Regions from separate parts of the Homo sapiens genome. Here region 1 is linked to region 2. A link is a contact called in ENCODE Hi-C or POLR2A ChIA-PET data. All regions are on one chromosome and are shown on one strand. Each heading gives the region's core, a stretch centred on a gene start or an enhancer-like site at or near the end of the contact. The rest is flanking DNA. Distances are from core to core; before and after follow the strand shown.

Evidence for each region. Hi-C counts contacts between places; a loop is a spot of excess contacts on that map. ChIA-PET counts read pairs that join two places held with the same protein, here RNA polymerase II (POLR2A). Pooled maps may share reads with other maps.
Region 1: a loop to region 2 is called in a pooled map, with 2.1 times the contacts of the local background. The contact joins two enhancer-like sites. A Hi-C loop is called at or near these places in 1 of 50 pooled maps. POLR2A ChIA-PET finds 5 or more read pairs at or near these places in 5 of 52 experiments (GM12878, T-cell, WTC11 and 2 more).

Annotation. Positions count from the first base shown.
Region 1 is chr2:189,873,826-189,878,560 of GRCh38, reverse strand. It overlaps PMS1 (PMS1 homolog 1, mismatch repair system component), which reads right to left. Exons shown (of 13, transcript NM_000534.5): 13 at 932-1,289. The coding sequence ends at 1,125. Among named protein-coding and RNA genes, the nearest start is that of PMS1, 92 kb to the right of the region's middle. Within about 2 kb of position 3,485, at least 2 of the 41 ENCODE cell types and tissues checked have a DNase peak (open chromatin) inside an H3K27ac peak, as active enhancers do.
Region 2 is chr2:189,833,799-189,839,035 of GRCh38, reverse strand. All of the region lies in intron 5 of PMS1 (PMS1 homolog 1, mismatch repair system component), which reads right to left. Among named protein-coding and RNA genes, the nearest start is that of PMS1, 52 kb to the right of the region's middle. Within about 2 kb of position 2,160, at least 4 of the 41 ENCODE cell types and tissues checked have a DNase peak (open chromatin) inside an H3K27ac peak, as active enhancers do.

The DNA of each region.
Region 1 (4,735 bases), core at 2,236-4,735, 38 kb before region 2:
AAAATAGGATGATATTGGCAGAAGAAAAGGCAGAATCCAGGTTTCACAATTTGTACTTAACACAAGGATCTTAGGAATTTAAAGATGATCTTTGAGAGTTATGGGAGATGGTGTGAGTGTGGGGACATCGTATCCAGAATAACATGTCTTATTTTACACAACAAATATGTTCATTAAAAATCATGTTTCAACTTTTTATAAAGGTATTTTGGTGCACTGTGGGACCTGGTTTTTGAAAGGGCATATGTACAATAGATAATTTTCACCTAATGGCCCGGTGTGGCGGCTCATACCTGTAATCCCAGCACTTTGGGAGGCTGAGGTGGATGGATCACCTGAGGTCAGGAGTTCGAGACCAGCCTGGCCAACATGGTGAAACCCCATCTCTACTAAAAATACAAAAATTAGCCAGGTGTGGGGTGGACGGCTGTAATCCCAGTTACGGGAGGCTGAGGCAAGAGAATCGCTTGAACCTGGGAAGTGGAGGTTGCAGTGAGCCAAGACTGTGCCATTGCACTCCAGCCTGGGTGACAAGAGCGAGAGTCTTAAAAAAAAAAAAATTCCCCTAAGTTTTCTGTTAAAAATCTAGGTCTTCCCATGTATTCCAACAAAAGTTGACCCCCAAATCCAATAATTACCATATAATAAAGAGACAGCAACATCTAATCTGTTACCCCCTAAATTGAAGTTAAAGGAAGGATTTCTGGTTTTCTTCTTCCTCTAAACTTCGTTTTCTCATTTTCTCCCACTCTGACTCTCCATTGTACTTTAAAAAATATTGACACTGTTTGTCAGATATGCCAGTATGTGTGATGTTTGATTTCTCCCTGCACAGAGGACCTAGTAAATAACCACCCAAAAATACTACCTATTTTCCAATTTTGAGCCTACAACTCATAATTATGATGATGGTTGGTTCTTGAGAATCAAATGAATAGTCTATATTAGTTTATTTACGTTTTCTACAATACGTGGAACTTTTTTCAATATAAAAACAAGTCAGTGAATCCTCATTTAAAAAATAACCATGTGACACATAATACAAAGATAATTTAAAACCAGACTCATGCTGTTTTATGACAGAACCAATTTCAATGGTAACTAATCTTCTTAAACATATTTAATCATGTAGTTTCTGGAAGATAGGTTAAATGATGAAAAAATGGGCGACCATGAACACACTCTTTAATTTCATTTCCAAACTGGTGCTTCATTCTGTAGATAATGTCTTGGATGTCCTCTTTTGATAAGTACATGGGTAATTGTCTGGATAGACGCACTGCTTCTCCCTGTCCAAAGGGAAAGTCACACATTTTACCATGATATACCCTGAAGCTGAAAACATGTTATCCTGGCAAAAAGGAAGACAGAATCTTGATTATTTTCATTTTATGAATTCACTCAACAAATATTTATTAAGTATCAACTATGTTGTCAGCTCTCGGGATGTAGTGGTGAACCAAAAAACAAGACTTGCTCTTGTGCAATTTACATTCTAGTGCAGAGAAACAGAAAACAGACAAAAGACAGAACATTTTAGTCAATAAATAATGCGTAAAATTAAACTGGGCCACATGATAGAGTGATTGTAGAGTTGGAAAAAGATTACTTGAGGAGATGACTTTAAGCTTGAATTTAAATAAGGAACCAGGCTGGGTGCAGTGGCTCAGGCCTGTAATCTCAACACTTTGGGAGACAAGGCAGGAGAACTGCTTGAGGCCAGGAGTTCGAGACCAGCCTGGGCAACACAGTGAGACCCAGTCTCCACAAAAAAAAAAAAAAAAAAAAAAGTGGGCACGGTGGGGCATGCCTGTAGTCCCAGCTACATGGGAGGCCGAGGCAGGAGGATCACTTGAGCCTGAAGGTCAAGACTGCAGTGAGCTGTGATCATGCCACTGCCCTCCAGCTTTTGAGCAAGACCTTGTCTCAAAATAAATAAATAAAAATTAATAAATAAGAAACCTTAATGGAAAGATCATGGGCAAAGAAAAGCATCTCACGCAGACAGAAGAGAAAGAACTAAATGTTCAGTGTGGGTGCATCATAGTTGTTAAAAAAAAGAGGAACAAGAAAAGGAAATTAGGCAGAGGCCAGATCACCCTCTAGGACAGGGTGAGGAATTGGTGTTTTGATTTACCCTTGGACAAATTCTACTGAGCATCGTTGAGTCATAAAACTGTCCTGGCTGGATCCAATACAAATGTTAACTCTTAAGATCCCTCAGTGACACCTGGAAATCTTCTTATTCCTCTCTAATTAACCTTCTCTTATAGTACCTACAGCTCTTATTTTCAGATCTTTGTTACTGTACTAAAATTACCAACTCCTTCCCACAACCCCTCCACTCTCAGCAGGTAACTTCTACTCTTTCACCACATATATCAACATGACTTCTCTCAAGTTCCCCTAAAATTTCACAGGTTCTAATGATTAAGAAATTTTTTTTTAAAGTTTACGTAAAAATATTATTTTCATTTTTCCCCTTTTCTGTTTTCTGCTCTTGATTCAGTTTCTTCTTTCTAAACCTTAAATTCATATCCTATCTTCCCTCTTGCCTTTTGGGGAACATTTCCCCTGCAATTTTTTTTTTTTTTTTTTTTTTTTTGAGACAGAGTCTAGCTCTATCGCCCAGGCTGGAGTGCAGTGTGCGTCCTCAGCTCACTCCAACTTCCACCTCCTGGGTTCAAGCAGTTCTCCTGCCTCACTCAGCCTCCTGAGTAGCTGGGATTACAGGTGCGCACCACCACACCTGGCTAAATTTTGTATTTTTGGTAGAGACGGGACTTCACCATGTTGGCCAGGCTAGTCTCAAACTCCTGATCTCAGGTGATTCACTCACCTCAGCCTCCCAAAGTGCTGGGATTACAGGCATGAGCCAGTAAGCCTGGCCTCCTCTGCAATTTTTTATTGTCAGTCTTCCACCAGTTCAACACAGACATGTTTAACATACTCTTTCCTTCCTTTCACTATTCACTATCATACGACTTGCTGCCTACTTTTCCACTACTACACTCTTTAACTACTGGCAAATGTCGTCTATTCCTACCACAGCAGACCCTTGAACAACACTGGTTTTAACTGTGTGGGTCCACTTATACATGGATGTTTTTCCGACCCCAACTGTGATAGAAAATACAGTACCATGGGATGCGAAATCCATATATACGGAGGGCCAACTTTTCATATATGTGGGTTCTGGAGGGCTGACTGCAGGACTTAAGCATGCCTGGATTTTAGTATCCACAGGTGGTGCTGGAACCAATCCACTGAGTATATACAAGGACAATTGTACTTTGCCATTACGATTCTCTTCAAGGTTACCAATGTCATCTAGTAGCCATATCTGATAGTCTTCTAGCAATTATTACCCTATACAGAACATGATACTACTTATTCTTAAATTTACTTCCTTCCTTGACTTTTACATCCACCCCTCTCTTGGTTCTCCTTTCACTTTCCTTTCTCTCTGATTCATCTTATTGACCTTAAATGGAAGCATCCCCGTGGTTTAAGTTCTCTCTTTTTTTTTCCTAGCCCATTTTTCTTAACACTTATACCACTATTACCTTAACATACTGAAAGGTAAAGTATTAGCAAAAAAATATTTAAAACCAGTCCCAATTTACTTTATTCCTGTTATTTCTGAACTCTTATTTCTCCCCACATGGTTCTTCCAACCCACAGCTCCCTCAACCTTTAAGTTCATACTAACTCTTTCACAAGAAAATATTCCCTTGAAGTCTCTAGAAACTATCAATGTTAAGCTACCCGCACAATAGGCTGGGAATTTCCACATGACAAAGTTCCTAAAGGATTCACAGAACATTACTGAATACATTCTTCAGAAGGTTTAACAAGCAGACTTTCCTGTTAAGGAAGTCCGACCTTCAGAATACAGCAGGCACACTACCAACTGTAAACAAAAATGGCTCATTTTTAAAAAGGGAGAAAAACTTCATTAGAGTTCAGGTTTGTTTTTTAAATAATACCAATCTTGAGGGATATCTAGAACAAGATATATAGATGGAAACACTATTGTTTTCCTGCTACTATCTTATATTTTAAAGTTTATAACCTTCCTTAATCCTTTTCTTTTAACCCACTCTTACATTTCTCTTTTGTGGTGAATACTGTCACAAAAATGAAAATTTCCGCTTATTCAAAGATTCCCATCTTTCACTTTCCTTCCCTTCTACTCCTCTTGATGAGATCAGGACTTAGAATTATATTACAATACTTTTTAGACAAGTATGTAATATAAAGGTAGCATTAGTTTAAACCCCTTCTGAGGGGATTATTTATGAAATGTTTTTAAAAAAGAACTTCACTGCAAAATATCTCATTTATAAAGTCTTTCCTCAATATGTACCCAAGAAAATGTTATGGTAAGAATCCATGATAGAGTTTACCACAGTCAGTCTATGATGTGAAACTTAATAGAGTGTTCTTTTTTTTTTTAATAGTGTTCTTCTTGCAAATACATAATAAAACTTACAGATAATATTCTACTATTTGGAAATAATTTACTATTTTAAGAAATAAGTATCTTAAAGTCTGGCCAATCTATAATACCTCTATATATAGAATCAGCAGCAGTCCCCAAGCTTTTTGGCACCAGGGACCGGTTTTGTGGAAGAGTTTTTCCAGTTGGCGGGTGGGGATGGTTTCAGGAAATTGTTCCACAAGAAGTGCACAACCTCGATCCCTCGCATACACAGTTCACAATAGGGTTTGT
Region 2 (5,237 bases), core at 911-3,410:
TGGGCAACAGAGAGAGAGACTCTGTCTCAAAAAAAGAAAAAAAAAAGTGATTGTATTCCTCCAACTCAGAGACTCTCAGCTTTTACGAAAGACATGCAAAACTGAAAGTTCACATTCAAAAAATATTCCGATAGGTGACCTGAGGACTATGTGTAATTAATTCCTAATATACTAGCTATCATGCTACAGCTTTCTCTTCCTCTTGCAAAAGTTCGGTGGAATGCAAGTCAGTGAAACTGATGTTGACAGGATTATTCCCTTAGGTTTTTTTCGTTTGCTTTTTAAGATAAACCATTTGCAAACTTTGGTACTTTACTAGTATTAATATACTGCGGCTGAGAATTACTGGGCTGTGTTAACAGAACCAACACTCTGGTAGGAGGAAAAGAGAAAACGGACAGACTAAAGGGTACGAAATGGGCTTGATGACTGACTCCATGTGGAGAGGGAATAAAAAGAGAAGAATCAAGAATGCCTCCCAGATTTCTGACCTGGGAAACTGGAATGGTGGTAGTAACACTCAACAAGATAAGAAACTCAGAAGAGCAGGATTGGTGGCAGGAAGATGATGAGTTCAGCTTGTTCAGTGTTGAGTGTTGAGTCTCTGGTACCAAGAACAGTACCAGACACCTAGTAAGGCCCACTAAATACTAAATACTTTCGTTAAAGGAATGAGCAAATAAACACATTTTTTTTTCCCTAGGGAAAAGTAACCCCAGTAGAGTTGAAAACTAGCTCTTTGTTTTCAGAGATAAGGCTGCTAGTTGTCACACCACCATACCTGTTAAAATTACACTTTTTGTCTACTACTTGACCTAAGGAAATCCAAACCAATCTTTGCTTTTCTTTCCTCTTAACATAACAGTTTAAGGTATAATTCATATACTCTACAATTCACCCACTTTAGATTTATAATTCAATGGTTTTTATTATTCACAGAGCTGTGCAACCAACAGCATGATTTAATCTTTGAACAATTTTATCAGTCCAAAAAGAAAACCTATATCCATCATCAGTGACTCCTATCCCTTTTCAATCACTAATCTATCTTCTCTCTATATAAAATTTGCCCACTTAGGATGTTTCATATAAATGGAATCATACAATATATGGTCTTTGATTGGATTCTTTCACTTAGCATAACCTTTTCAAGTTTATTTATATCAGTACTTCATTCCTTTTAAATGGCTGAATAATATTCCATTGTAGATAATACATTTGAATTATCCTTTTATGAGTTAATGAGCATTTGAGTTGTTTCTACTTTTTGGCTATTATAACTGATGCTGCCATAAACATGCATGTTCATGTTTTTATGTTGGCATATGTTTTCATTTCTCTTGGGTATAGATCTATGAGTGGAACTGCTGGGCCACATGGTAGCTCCATGTTTTTTGAAGAACTGCCAGACTGTAATCTTTGCGTGCACATGCACTCTGGAAAGGCAAACTACTGGCTTCTGCTATTATGGCTCTAGTTTTAAGCCAGCCAACAGCTAATAATTTAAGGAACAATGTTCAAAATTAAAGGAAGTAAATAAGGTTCTGAATAATCTGCAATTACAGGAAATGAAATGTCCCCTGCTTCATACTTTCCACATCAGAAGTTCCTTATGACAAAGAATAGCTGAACCATAAAAACTTATTCACAAGGCTAAGGTGGGAGGATCACTTGAGGTCCGGAGTTCAATACCAGACTGGGCAACATAGTGTGACCCTGTTTCTATAAAAAAAAAATAAAAAATTAGCTGGGCATGGTGGCACATGCCTGTAGTCCCAGCTACTCAGGAGGCTGAGGTGGGAGTGGCTCACCCTGCACTCCAGCTTGGGTGACAGAGCAAGACCCCCTCCCTAAAAAGAAAAAAAAAAAAACACCAAACTTATTCACAAAAAGTGTACCTCTTTAAAGGAATGCTAACTCTCTGATATTGACATTTTTAAAATAAAGCATTCAAGGAAATATTTCAAAAAACTAATGTTTTAAAATTCCTGCACTGAATATAGCTAAAAAGCCTGCAGTGTTACTAATGTAAACATCATCTTGTTTATTTTAGTTTATATTAGATGCCTTAGATACAGATATAAATCTTAGCTGCTGATTAATGCAAGGATGCTATTTCACTGCCTGACCTGCTGAATAGTTAGTATACACAACCGTAAAAAGATCACTTCAGGAAATCGGTCCTAGAAAAAGCTGTGAAACATGAGAACTATGCAATGTGATTTCACTTTAAAGTAAACATGCTAGGAGTCTGGGAGCATTATTTCACACTAGGCAATTTTTATTGCATCAGATCGAGGGGCTAATTTAAGAGCATTTTCTAAACTAGTTACACTTGGGCTAGCAATAAATAATAGCGGTCTGCCAACAAGTAAAATCTTCTCATTGGGCAACTAAGATTCATTTTCAAAACAGGACCCATCACTAAAAAACTAAACTATAAAATGTGATGAATAAGAACTGGGAATACTGGGAATCCAGAATACAGTATTCAGTTTGCTTTCTCTACCGTTTCATCAATTCTATGTTATTTTCAAAAACAGAGATTTTCTTTTCACTTCCTGAAGGTTTTTGTAAATCTTGCCCTTAGGCCGAAAGCTTAACATGTGCTAAAAATACACACAAACCTCCATATGTTTTCTATCTAGGTCACACAAAGTTGGAGCACCTGGATGTGCCAACTAAGAATCTGACTCTAGTCAGTATGATGACAGTGCAAAAACACCTCAAAAATATATTATTACATGCACACCATCTTAGGTTTGAAGTTAGCCAAATATATCTTGCCCCTAATTCCTACCTCACTGACATACGCTACTTGAAGAAAATGAAGTTAGATGAGAATACTCGATATTTAATTAGTAAACCTCAATTGTTTGTAAAGGCAATTTGTGATAAAGAGAAATGTAGGCTGCACACAGATGATGCATAGTTAAGTGAATAGTACAATGCTAAAACTGCTTGAGCAAAGTCAACTCCTTCTAAATAAAGAGGATATATTATTGGCCTAGACTGCAGCCAAAATTCTTGCAAATTGTAGGCACAGATGTACTAAGCTCATATTTGGATTTTTTTTTTTCCACCAAACAAGAAGCAGCACCAATGAATTTTTTTTTTTTTTTTTTTTTTGAGACAGGCTAGAGTACAGTGGTGTGATCATAGTTGACAGCAGCCTCAGCCTCCTGGACTCAAGGATTCTCCTGCCTCAGCCTCCCGATTAGCTGGGACTACAGGTGCACACTACCACGCCCAGCTAATTTTTTTGTACGTTTTGAAGAGAAAGGGTTTCACCATGTTGCTTAGGCTGGTCTTGAACTCCTGGACTCAAGCGATCCTCCCACCTTGGGCTCCCAAAGTGCTGGGATTACAGGTGTGAGCCACCATACCCAGGCAAATTTCTTAAGTACCATAAGTTTACTTCTAAGATCTTACAAGTTACTATAAATAGATCTATATCTATTATTATTTACTCCTGCGTATGTACTTGCACTGACTCTGACTCCAAAAAGTACAGAGGCACAAACACAATATTTAAAAGGTTGTTTTATTTCCCACATTGGCAACACAGGAACAATATGAGCCACAGCAGCTTACCACTAAGACACTGCTAAATGTTTTGAATTCAGTATAAAATTATAGATTATTCCATCACAGTATCAATACTACTGTTAAAAGAACAAACCACATTCTACTGACATAATAAACATTAATATGAATTGATTATTGCTAAGCAGCCTCAAACTTTCAAAAATGATTGTCTTGGTAAAATTTATGCAGTATAAATGAGTTCTAAAATCTCTTACACTTATTTAATTTTATATTCTTTTCTTGAAAGAGAACATGCATAATTATTTTTCCTGAAGGTTGCAAAGAAATTAATAGACATTTTACCTAAAGAAGGGGCAGTTTATAGGAGCTAGGCAGATGAAAGATAAAGAAAAGAATAATTTTTTCATTCTACCTTTTCATACATTTTTGGGTTTTCAACCATGTAAAGGTATGATCTTTTAAAAAATTAAATAATAAGCTGGGCATGTTGGTTCAGGCCTGTAATCCCAGCACTTTGGGAGGCTGAGGCAGGAGTTCAAGACCAGCCTGGGCAACACAGTGAGACCCTGTCTCTACAAAAAATTAAAAAATTAGCCAGTTATGGTGGCATGCACCTGTGTTCCTTGCTACTCAGAAGGCTGAGGTAGGAGGATCACTTGAGCCCACGAGTTTGAGGCTGAAGTGAGCTATGATCATGCCTCTGCACTCAAGCCTGGGCAACAGAGTGAGACCCTGTCTCTAAAAATAAAATGAAATAGAATAAAACATTAATAAAAATGTAAAGGTATAAAGTTAATCTCTGCATAACTTTCAAAGGGATATTGTTGAGACTCATTTCTTTGCAGTCTTTAAAAACAAGAAAGATTATTTCCAATTCGTAATCAAATCTTATTTACATCGGAAATATTTTTCTTGCCTAGACCCTCTTCTCCATTCCTTGTGTAACTTGCCAGACAACGAGATCATTTTCCACATTCTTAACAACAATTAAACATAATTTAGTCCATCCTCCAACTGCAATGAGAATTATCTTATTTTGTTAGTCTCCTACTGAAATGTCTCATTTAGTTCCCTCTTGGTCACTTCAACAAGAAGTACACATTCCCATGTAAGATACACAAGGTCCTTCAGAATCTGGCTCCAAGCAAGCTTCGTAGCCTCATCTCATTTCTTAGACAAGCTTTCTCTGACCTCTGATGACTCCCTGACATTGCACATGCTGTTCTCCCTGCTTTGAATACCTCTGCCCACATAGTCTTTCCGAAGAACCAGTCTTAAGGCCACTTCCTCTAATAATCCTTTTTGACTCTAATCAGATTTTAAACAATATTCACATCAATAACAATAGCAATTAACCTCTACTGAGTACTTATGGAGCAGGCGCTGTGCTGTGAATGCTCTCATTTAAAAACCTTACTCTGTAAGGTAGGTACTATTATTCCATTTTAAAGAGACAAAGAAATTGAAGCCTAGACACGTAATGTAAGCCAGTTAGTGACAATATGTAAGGTCAGAACTGGAAACTATGCTCCAGAGTCTATTTTATTGATATGTAGTTAAGTAAGTTCTTCCTAAGGATGAAAGGAAGATTGTGGTGGTCTCTGAAAGTTCTATAATTTTTTCCTCAAAAGTAAAAATCTTGAAGATCTAAAGCACTTCCTATAACAAATAAAGGAAAAAAGATTAAT